Linked DNA regions of Mus musculus: region 1 is linked to region 2. Evidence: chromatin loops called from intact Hi-C (ENCODE). Cell type or tissue: gastrocnemius. All regions are shown on one strand. Region 1 overlaps Chchd3 (coiled-coil-helix-coiled-coil-helix domain containing 3). Region 2 overlaps Chchd3 (coiled-coil-helix-coiled-coil-helix domain containing 3).

Region 1 (5,000 bases), 91 kb after region 2:
TAAATCAGCAGATTAGCTAGATGCTGGACTTTCAAACCCTAGGTTTACAGAACAGAATTCTATGTAAGTCGGCTTTTATTCCTCTGGGTCCCTAGGGGACTGGTTCCAGACGCAGACACATACCAGTGTCCTCAGATAACAAGTGTCTCACGTAAACTGACTTGGTATTTGCATGTGATGTGCACATTCCTCCTGAGACTTTCAGTCGCTTTGGACTGGTTGCACTATCCAGTCACTGATACTGTATGAGTACTGATTAGCCAGAAAGACTCTTCAGTGCAGGGTTGTCTTTTGTTTCTGAGACAGAGTCTCCATAGCCCTGGCTGACCTCAAACTCAAGTCCTTCCACCCCCAGCCTCCCAACTGCTGGAATTATGAGTACCAACACTTTGCTTAGTCAGATACATTTTTCCCCCCAAAATATTCTCTAAATCCCCAGATGTGAAATACTGTCTCTCTTCTGTGTACATCTATTCTGGGTTGTTTCTCTTACGACACCCAGGCTGACTCTGTTGGGAAAATTGTGTGTACTCATTATGAGTGGTGGTCTGCCTGTCACATTGACTGCTCCATTGAGCTAAGTCAGTAGTTCTCAAATATGGGTCTCAACCCACTTGGCAAACCTTTGTCTCCACAATAATTTACATTATGATTTATAACCGTAGTAAAATTACAGCTATGACATAGCAACAAAAATTAGTTTATGGTTGGTGAATCACCATAACATGAGGAATTATGTATTAAAGGGTCACAGCATTAGGAAAGTTGAGAACCACTGAAGTTAAGTGCCAAACCATGTATTGTTGGGATCCATGCCCCTTCCCTTATGCTGGCAGAGGCTCTTGGCTATTTTTGTGTTGTGATGATAGACAGCAGCCTAGAAGTTAACCTTGTGCTGGTGATAGGTGGTGGTGAAGGCATCTTGCATTGTTAGTTTTTAGCACATTACATCACAGCTGTGTGTGAAAACAAATGGAAAACAAAGCAGGCACCTGTAAGCGGCATTTGGCCTCTAATATGTAATGATGGAAATTTGAGTACAGCTCAAATAGAGGCATCATTAATAAGATGTTAGCAGTTCAAGCCAGAAATGCTTGAAATTAAGTTTGTTTTTCAGATCTTGCGCTATTAGGAAAAGATAGTTTACATTTTATTGTGAAAATTAATATCAGGACACTAACGTGTAAGGTAAAGGACAATGACAGTTTAGCAAACAGTGACTGCATTTTAAATCCTTTCTTTGCATTGCATTTTATAGTTACTTTATTATGAGTGGTAAGCAATAGTAACTTACATCATTTAAGTATTGGCAGTGGACATGGACTTAGGGTTGCATTTTGAAAAAAAATCAGCCCTGCTGGCCACTGGGCTAACATCTAAAGAACAGTTTGGTATAATTTAATGATAGCTTTTGGGCTGTACCTTAAGAATAAGAGGTTTCGTTCCACAACCATGTTACATGAATTGTCTGACCTCATGAAAGATGCGTTGTAGGATCCTATTAAGAAAACAGTTTTCTCTTTAGCATCAGGCATCTCATTAATTCATATTTTCTCCCTGCGTATCCCCAGTAGTATTTCATCAATGTCTGTAGCGCTCTCATAGGGTACCTCTGGTTAACACACAAGGAAAGGAGCCTCTTTGTATCTGCACTCACAATGAATGACTTTTGTGTTCCCCAGAGCTGAGAGAATTCTGACTGCTGGCTGTCACCACATGACTTCTTCTGAACTATCTCCGTATAGTTCTTTCTCTGAAGTTACCATATTGTATGTGCCATTTATATTAGCAGAACTAAAAAGATGGATAAGTAATTGCGTGGAAATGTAAAGTCCTGACTCACATCAAAGAAGATTGTAAAACATGAAAGTGGGAGAGGCATCAGGGAGGCCACAGATGGCCGTCAAGCTGGTAACCGAGGGTCACTGTGTGTGAGGGGCTTCTCAGAACTGCTTAAGCCTCAGCTTCACCCAGTGTTTCCCCCCCCCTTTGACCAATTCATTCATCCTTCACAAAAGTCTCCTAAGGAAATAATCTGACTTGGTAGTGATATTTCATGTCCATCACCAGGTGGTGGGAAGCCTTGGGAAAATTAGAAACAGCCTGTATCTCTTTCTGGTCTTTTTTTTTCCAAGGGATCAATTAAGGGCTTGTTGTAAGTGTAATAAGTAAACATTGTGAGTATATTGTCCTAAATGCTTTCTAATATTGCCATTAAGCATCACCTAAAAAGGGAGGGGAAGTCTTGCTAGCTCCTGAAGTCACAGAAAAAAAAAAAAAGTGTTCTCTTGTGGTTTTGTTCTTGGGTCTCATATTTGGGACTCTGGCTCTGCCCTGTGTCCCGCCCCCAGCCCCTTGGCCATGCACTAAGGTTATGCTGTGTCCCGCCCCCAGCCCCTTGGCCATGCACTAAGGTTATGCTGTGTCCCGCCCCCAGCCCCTTGGCCATGCACTAAGGTTATGCTGTGTCCCGCCTCCAGCCCCTTGGCCATGCACTAAGGTTATGCTGTGTCCCGCCTCCAGCCCCTTGGCCATGCACTAAGGTTATGCTGTGTCCCGCCCCCAGCCCCTTGGCCATGCACTAAGGTTATGCTGTGTCCCGCCCCCAGCCCCTTGGCCATGCTCTAAGGTTATGGATGGGGCTGGAGGTCACTTGAGGAGCAGCTTGTGCTTGGGAAAGGAAGGACTGAAGGGTAAACAAGATGGCCAGGTATAGTGGCTCATGACTTTAATTCCAGCACTCAAGAGACAAGCAGTTGGATGTCTGTCAGAATGGTCTGCATAAGTGAGTTTCAGAACAACCTGAGAGACCCTCTCTCAAAGCAAACAAACAAGGAAAAAAAATTAAAAGAAGTAGAAAAAGCGGGTGAATTCAGTGAAAAGTTCCCAATGATTTCCATAAGCCAAAAAAAAAAAAATGTTTTGTTATTGTTTTTTATAAATGTCTATTTTCAGAGGTTGACTTTGTTCTAACAGTTCCTTCTGGCTCAACTGGTTTTGGATAATGGTCTCCATTATCACTGTCCTGTGTTTTCCAGCTCTGTGCTCAACTTGCTCTTTATCTTGTCATTCATCCTTTCATTCAATCTTTCTTAAATCCAGTAAAATTCAATTGTTTAAATGTCCTTTTCAACTAAGATAGCATTTTCTCACCTAAATATCTTGGAATTCTGCCTTTTCTTATTTTTGCCTAATAGAGGCATTTTCCTTCAGTAGGCATGAAAGCAGTCATAAAAGTCAATTGCTGATTCTATGATTATATGAAGGGCTGCTCACAATGCATATTGGAGAGATGTCTTTGAAGCCCTTTTCCTGAATGGAAGGTGCCAGGGCTTGTGCTTTATGGCCTTCTAATGTTGGATAGTAATCTCATTTAGCATCTTCCAGAGTGAAAACAGTGCATTAGGCCATCGTAACTTGCCCTGCAGATCAATACAAAGGCAGATCTGCACCGTTCAGATGAATCCAGGAGAAATGGACCCGAGTCTACAGAGGAGCTGGGGCCCAATTATTCACTGTTCTTTCCCCCTCTCTGCATCTAGTCATCAATATGGGTTAAAATGTATACAAAAAGGATTTCAGATGATGGCCACACAGAGAGAACAGACTGCCAGACAGGAAATCAAGGGCTTGAAAGCGAGTACTAGTATTGATTTGTGGTGATAAAAGTATATTTTGATACACTTCAAACCATAAATAACTTGAGGACTTGAACCTTTATGACTGAGGTCTTAGCTCAGGGTCAGTGCTTGTGTGTGACTTGCACTGCTGCTTTCTAAAGAGGGAGAGGCATTAATGAGTTTCCTATTCCAATAATCTTGAGAAAAATATATGCACATATGTGTGTGTGCATATACATGTGTGTACACACGAGCGTGCGCATGTGTGTGTGTGTGTGTGAGAGAGAGAGAGAGAGAGAGAGAGAGAGAGAGAGAGAGATACATGCATGCTGCCTGCATGTTACTAGTAAAGGAAGACCTTGGGTCTGCTTAGGCCTGCTTTTGTCTCCCCTCTACCTTTCCTCTGCCTCTATCTAGACCTAGATGTGATAGAGACTTGGTCAGCTATCGGCACTGGGACAGAAGCTCAATAGCTCAGCTCTCCTGTGTGAATCATTAGCAGTATCAGCCATGGATTTGTTGCATTCAGCTGCACTCATGCTTAATCATATTTTATTCAACATTTACCCAGACACGAGTCTTGCTGTCGTCTGTTGGTCAGTGGTTTTCTGGGGCTGTGTTTCTGAAAGCATAGCTGACTCCTTTTTGAAGCTGATGTTCATTTATTGGGGATTAGGGAAGCTCAGGTCCAGAAAAATCCACAGACATCCAGAGCGTCAAAGGCTTAAAAGAATTGAAACCCCTGGCATTGGATTTAAATTCTGCTCTCAGGTATTAGACAAAGAAGTAAAATAATGAATGAAAAAGTAGAAACAGTGTTGTGTAGAATCAATCTTTTTCTCTGTATGTCTGCTTTCTTTCTGGGGTAGTGGGAAGATTGCCCCAGGGACAGTCATGTGGTTTGCATTTCCACTCCAGCAAAATATATATTAGTTTATCGTGTTGGGTTAAGTAATGAGGAGACAAACTGTCACCCAAGGGTCTGCTTATTGATGGGAAATATTCCCCCATGTTCTCTGAGGCTTTTGTTTTTAGAACCCATTAAACTTAAAATAATGCTACCTCAGGACTATATGGAAATACCAAATTTAAATTTCAGAGACAGAACTGATAAGATTGGAAGCATTTTTTTATTAAACAAACTAATTTTTTTAAATATACAAATTCATATATTAATGATTGTTTTGCATATTTCCTCTCTCTGTGGTTAGTCTTTGTACCTTGAGTTCTGCTGCCATACAAACAAGAATATTTTCTGTGTGTAATTTATTTGACTTATTATTTTCAAATGTGTATTATAAATTGTGTGGAAACATTTATGTTTGGCATGCCATTCTCATGGAGAGAAATTCTACTAAAATCTGAGCGTTGTAAATACAA
Region 2 (5,000 bases):
CCAGCTTCATCTTTAAAACAGATTGCAAGAACAGTTGACTAGCCAATTGTTCTCCATAGTGTGAACATTAAATCTAAATTTAAATGGAACAAATGCAAGTTCATCCAGAGAAAAAGAATTCAGTAGTCTTATAGTAATTGTTTCTGTGTTGTTGTCCAATTTATTTGTCAGATCAGTCACACTGAATGCCTTGGCCCAGATAGTACAGTTTAGTTTTCTTCTCTTTCAGAGAATCTGAGCTTGGTAATGTTCGTGGAAAAACAAGATTATAAACAAATGCCTGGGAATAGACATTTATTCTTCACCGTGGAATAAGAAATAGATGCATTTCGGTATAATTGCACCTAATTCACACAGCACCAGATGCTTGAGGCTTCTTCACACTCTGCGCCACCTCAGCTCTAGTTTAGTTAAGAGCCGCCTGCTTTTCCATGTGCTGGAAACGGTTAATGTGATAGCACGGATCTCTGCTGTGGCTGCATGTGGTGATGAGTGTCCCTTACTGCTGCAAGCCCGGACAGTTATGTATTAGCTTCTTTACTCTGTCCTTTACTGTGCTGTCCTCTTTCAGCTAATGTACATCTTTCAAGTTTTTTAGTGTTGCATTAATTACTCTGCAAGAGATTGGGGGGAGGGGGGTTGTTACTAAGCTAGAACTCTCGGTTCCTGCCTTTAGCTTCTGAATTTGGTTCACTGTGGTCTTTTAGACATGTTATGTGTTCATTTTCCACCCATGACTTTCATAAGCATGTAGTAGCAAGAGCTAGAGAATAAGCGCAAGTCCTGAAGCGCTAGCAGTCAATTTCAACTCTTGGTTTTTGTTTTTTTCTTTTTACTGTTGTTGTTGTTTTGGTTTATTCTGGTTTGGTTTAGTTTTTTGAGACAGGGTTTCTCTGTAGCCCTGGCTGTCTCAGAACTCACTCTGTAGACCAGGCTGGTCTCGAGCTCAGAAGATCCACTTGCCTCTGTCTCACAAGTGCTGAGATTAAAGGTGTGTGGCATCACTGCTCAGATGAGTCCTTTTTTTTGGGGGGGTATGGGGGGTTCGAGACAGGGTTTCTCTGTGTATCCCTGGCCGTCCTGAAACTCCCTCTGTAGACCAGGCTGGCCTCCAGCTCAGAGATTCACCTGCCTCTGCCTCCCAAGTGCTGGGATTAAAGGCGTGTGCCACCATGCCCGGCCAGCTGAGTCCATTTTGATTCAGCGTTTATCTGGTCTTTCTTAGACACTGGGAACTGCAGTCGTTTTCTTGTTTTAAGTGGGTGTTGAGAACAAACCTCTAACTGTACAGCCTGGACTCTTGAGGCTGTTCTTTGAGCTCCATGTGGAGATTTCTTACTACTCTGTAACATGAAATTTGCAAGTTTTGGTGGAAGCACACTATGCTTTGTTCTCAAGTGTGACTTGTAAAATTTTTATCAGGGAGCCTGGCATAGACAACACTGCCCAAACAGAACAAGCTTAAACCAGTTCCAACATATGTCGGCCAAATATCAGTCCTACCCGAATCAAACATGAGGTCACAGGCTTTAGAATCTTATATGTGATGGAGGCTTGGAGTCTTGTTTTACATGGAATCACAGGAGTGTGCTTATGTATCTCTTTAATTCTTCTAGCTTAGACATAATGGATCAAAATGTCTAGCTTGCTCTCTGACTGGGATAGGATTCATTCCATCCCACATATGTGGCCATTCTCAACAATTCTGTGCACTGTCTTTGCAGGTCAGCCCTGCTGTGAGGTTATGGTACAGCTAGTTCTCTGTTCAATTTTCCAATACATATGGATACTTACTAGCAGGCAGGAACAGTGTTATTCATAGAACCCATTTTGTGAAATCAGTGATGTCCCGATTTGCTGTTCTTTGCTGAAATGGTTCCCCAGGGGGAAAGAGCTGCTGATCATTGAGCTCAAGCAACTACCAATCTGTAGAACAGCCGTTCTCAACAGGGGACATTCGGCCATGGCTGGAGAGAAATTTGGCCATGATCCTTTTGGGCTATGTAGGTCAGAGTCAGAGATGCTGCTGCATATACTGTGATGCTCAGGATAGCTTCCAGAGCAGTGAGTCACTTGGTCCACATGTCAGAAGTGTCCCAAGTAAGGATCTCTGTCGTCAGTCACTGACTTGATACAAGACTGGCTTAAACAGGTTCTGATATACCATTGCTGCCATCCCTGAGCTGTAGGCACTGTTGAAGGCACATAGCATGTTAACACTGAAGGGAGATTCTTTATATAATATTGTAGCCTACTTTCAAATACTTGACAACTTTCATTTACTAAGAACCCCAACTGTGGGCTGGAGAGGTGGCTCAACAGTTAATAGTGCTCTTGTAGAGGACTGGAGTTTGAATCCCAGCATTTAAGTCACGTGACCCAACAATCACCGGTTGCTCCTGCTCCAGAGCACCAAACACTCTCCTGACACTTGCACACAGGTGCACATGCACGCATACATACACATAAACTAAAAATAAAGTGTTACAAATAAGGAAGCTGTATCTCACATTTAGTATGTAATTAATCGGTGTGTGCACTAATAAAGTCCCACTCCTACCAGCCATTGTGCAGTGTTACTGTGATCAAGACATGGCTGAATGACATTCTTTGCAGAAGCGTCCATTTAACTTTGGGCTCCTATTAGGAAGATTTGTTTTCATTCTTAATTGCAAGATATTGGCACTACCTTGTTTTGTCTTTAGCCTGAGTAACAGATCCACATGATATGCCGTGACTTTGTATATACCTTTCAGTGTAGTGGCCACTGGATCCTGGATGCTGCTTTTGTGGGAAGTATTGACTTTGGTTGAGTCAAGGATGTAGACAGAGGAGGAGAAATGTCTTGCCTCATTCTTGCCCCAGAGAGTTGAGAGTTAAAGGACAGGCAAGGTGTGTGAGGAAAAAAACATGCAAATGAAGACAAAGATTAAAAGAACCACGGTAAAATGTTATGAAAGTTTTTTTTTTAACCAAGTGGTAATAACAATAAGTTTTGAATATAAAATTAAACCAAAAACAAGAGAGATGAATAGGTTAATCCCCCTCCCAATTAAAAAAAACAAAACACTAATGCCGGGCATGGGGGTGCACGCCTTTAATCCTAGCACTTGGGAGGCAGAGGCAGGCGAATTTCTGAGTTCGAGGCCAGCATGGGCTGAGTGAGTTCCAGGACAGCCAGGGCTACACAGAGAAACCCTGTCTCAAAAAACAAACAAACAAAAACAAAAACAAAAAACCACTAAAGAAATGCCCATAAATTATAACTTTTATTTTGTTAAGTACCATGCTCTGGAAACTGAGCTGAGGAGAGAAGTAGAAATGTATGAAGTGAACATCGCTGTCTGAACAGCCTGAAAAAGGGTAGACATATTTTGGCTCACACTTCAGTGATTTCAATCCATCACAGTTGTGCCTCTGTTGTGTCCCTTTTTTCTCAACTCTTATTCCACCTAGACCCTGAATGTTCAGGCCAGGTCATTCCTCACATAATCGTCTCTGTAAATGAATGTGTAGAAACAGAGAGGTGTTCTTTGCTAGTCTCTTGTACCGTTCTCTCTAGTCAGGTTAATAGTGGGCATTAGCCTTCAATCCTCTTACCAGAGGCCCAGAGAATGCTGGGTAATTTCCCATTTTTGACAGGATTCCAGTGTTTACTCTGGCACATTTCTGTTATTCCCTGATGATCCTCTGTAACTTCTGGTGCAGTCTTGAAGTGTGTGCTAAGCCATACCCTTTGGTATTTGTTTTTCTCCTATAATTTTATTGAGATTATACATATTATGCTTCGTTCATAATTTTGACAATGAATAACTCCATTGCTGCTCTTAGTTGCTTATCTTTTTACATGAATTGTGAGGACAGATAGACCTGCCTGGCACATATTATCCCTGTCCTTGTGACTCCCAGCTCATTATGTCTGTATTTCAGAAGGATCGAGGACTTAACAATAGAAGAAAATGTAGTGCTAGGTGTACCTGTTGAGAACTCTTTAAGAAGGCTGCCTTTTCTTAGCTCTATGATGTCTGCTCTTAGGGGATCATCTTAAGAACACTGAGCAGGTACCTGCTTTGCTTTCTGCAGTGAGTTTTCAATTCCAGCCCTGGCATTCAAAGACTTTCACAAGGCCATACTGTGACTAAGTCATTGTGACATCACTGAGTTCCTAGTGCCATCATTTTGTGCCATCCCTGAACCAGAGGGCACAGCAATGCCAAAAACTTTGAGCCATGAGGATTTTCCAAAGAATATTCGTGGAAAGGTAAAGTTCCTATCAGCATAGTGTGTCTTCCCCATGTCCCCGCATCCTCTTGTATTTACTTTAGTGTATTTTTTTGTTGTGAAGCATCTTCAAACTTTGTCTGAAAAGAGACAAATCTATTAAGAGGTGAGTTCATGCTAATATTTAATGGCCAACACTGAGTTAAACATCAAAGCATTTGCTTGGGGTTCATAAGACTTGATTTCCTTATTTTCTTTGATTCTCTTGATTATGGGAGACTAGATTTCCATAATGATCCACGTTAGCATATTCTGTCATGTTTTCAACCCAATCATGTTGTACCACACCTAGCACAATCTGGGAGCTAATAGTATAGATTTCTTATAGGAATAGCAAGCATTCATGGGGAAAGACTTTATATTTATCTTTCCCTCAAGAAATGATCCTACCTTAACAGCAAATAATGTTGTAATCCTCTTTGTTTATATTTGTTCATTTACAATGACTCTGTGTCTGAACTTTTATTTCTTTGCAGTCAGTTTACTGCTTTCTCTTAAGCTAAGTGTGACTTTCCATTCTCAATAGCCATTAGCTTAGCCAATGTATTCTCAGCTTATTTAAGTTTCAGGATTCATATCGTGTGACTTTTCCTCCCAGCATCCCATTAACTGTTTGAAAGCGATGTGCCACTGAAGTGTTGTGGCCATGTTTCTTTCTTAGTTATTCTCCCCAGTGGATATCAAGATATCGATTGTGTGTGCAGTTGGGGAGAGTTGTG

Evidence for each region. Peaks named below come from ENCODE experiments on the same cell type or tissue, not always from the same donor. Only the 100,000 strongest peaks of a DNase experiment are listed, where the experiment ranks them.
Region 1: it touches region 2 in a loop (2.3-fold over the local background); 2 of 42 quality-filtered maps call a loop at or near these places.

Annotation. Positions count from the first base shown.
Region 1 is chr6:32,804,887-32,809,886 of GRCm38, reverse strand. The region is part of intron 6 of Chchd3 (coiled-coil-helix-coiled-coil-helix domain containing 3); the gene reads left to right. Among named protein-coding and RNA genes, the nearest start is that of Gm32007, 150 kb to the right of the region's middle. In gastrocnemius, no CTCF peak of the experiment used is centred here; no DNase peak of the experiment used is centred here.
Region 2 is chr6:32,896,253-32,901,252 of GRCm38, reverse strand. The region is part of intron 4 of Chchd3 (coiled-coil-helix-coiled-coil-helix domain containing 3); the gene reads left to right. Among named protein-coding and RNA genes, the nearest start is that of Chchd3, 160 kb to the left of the region's middle. In gastrocnemius, no CTCF peak of the experiment used is centred here; a DNase peak (open chromatin) is centred at 1,945.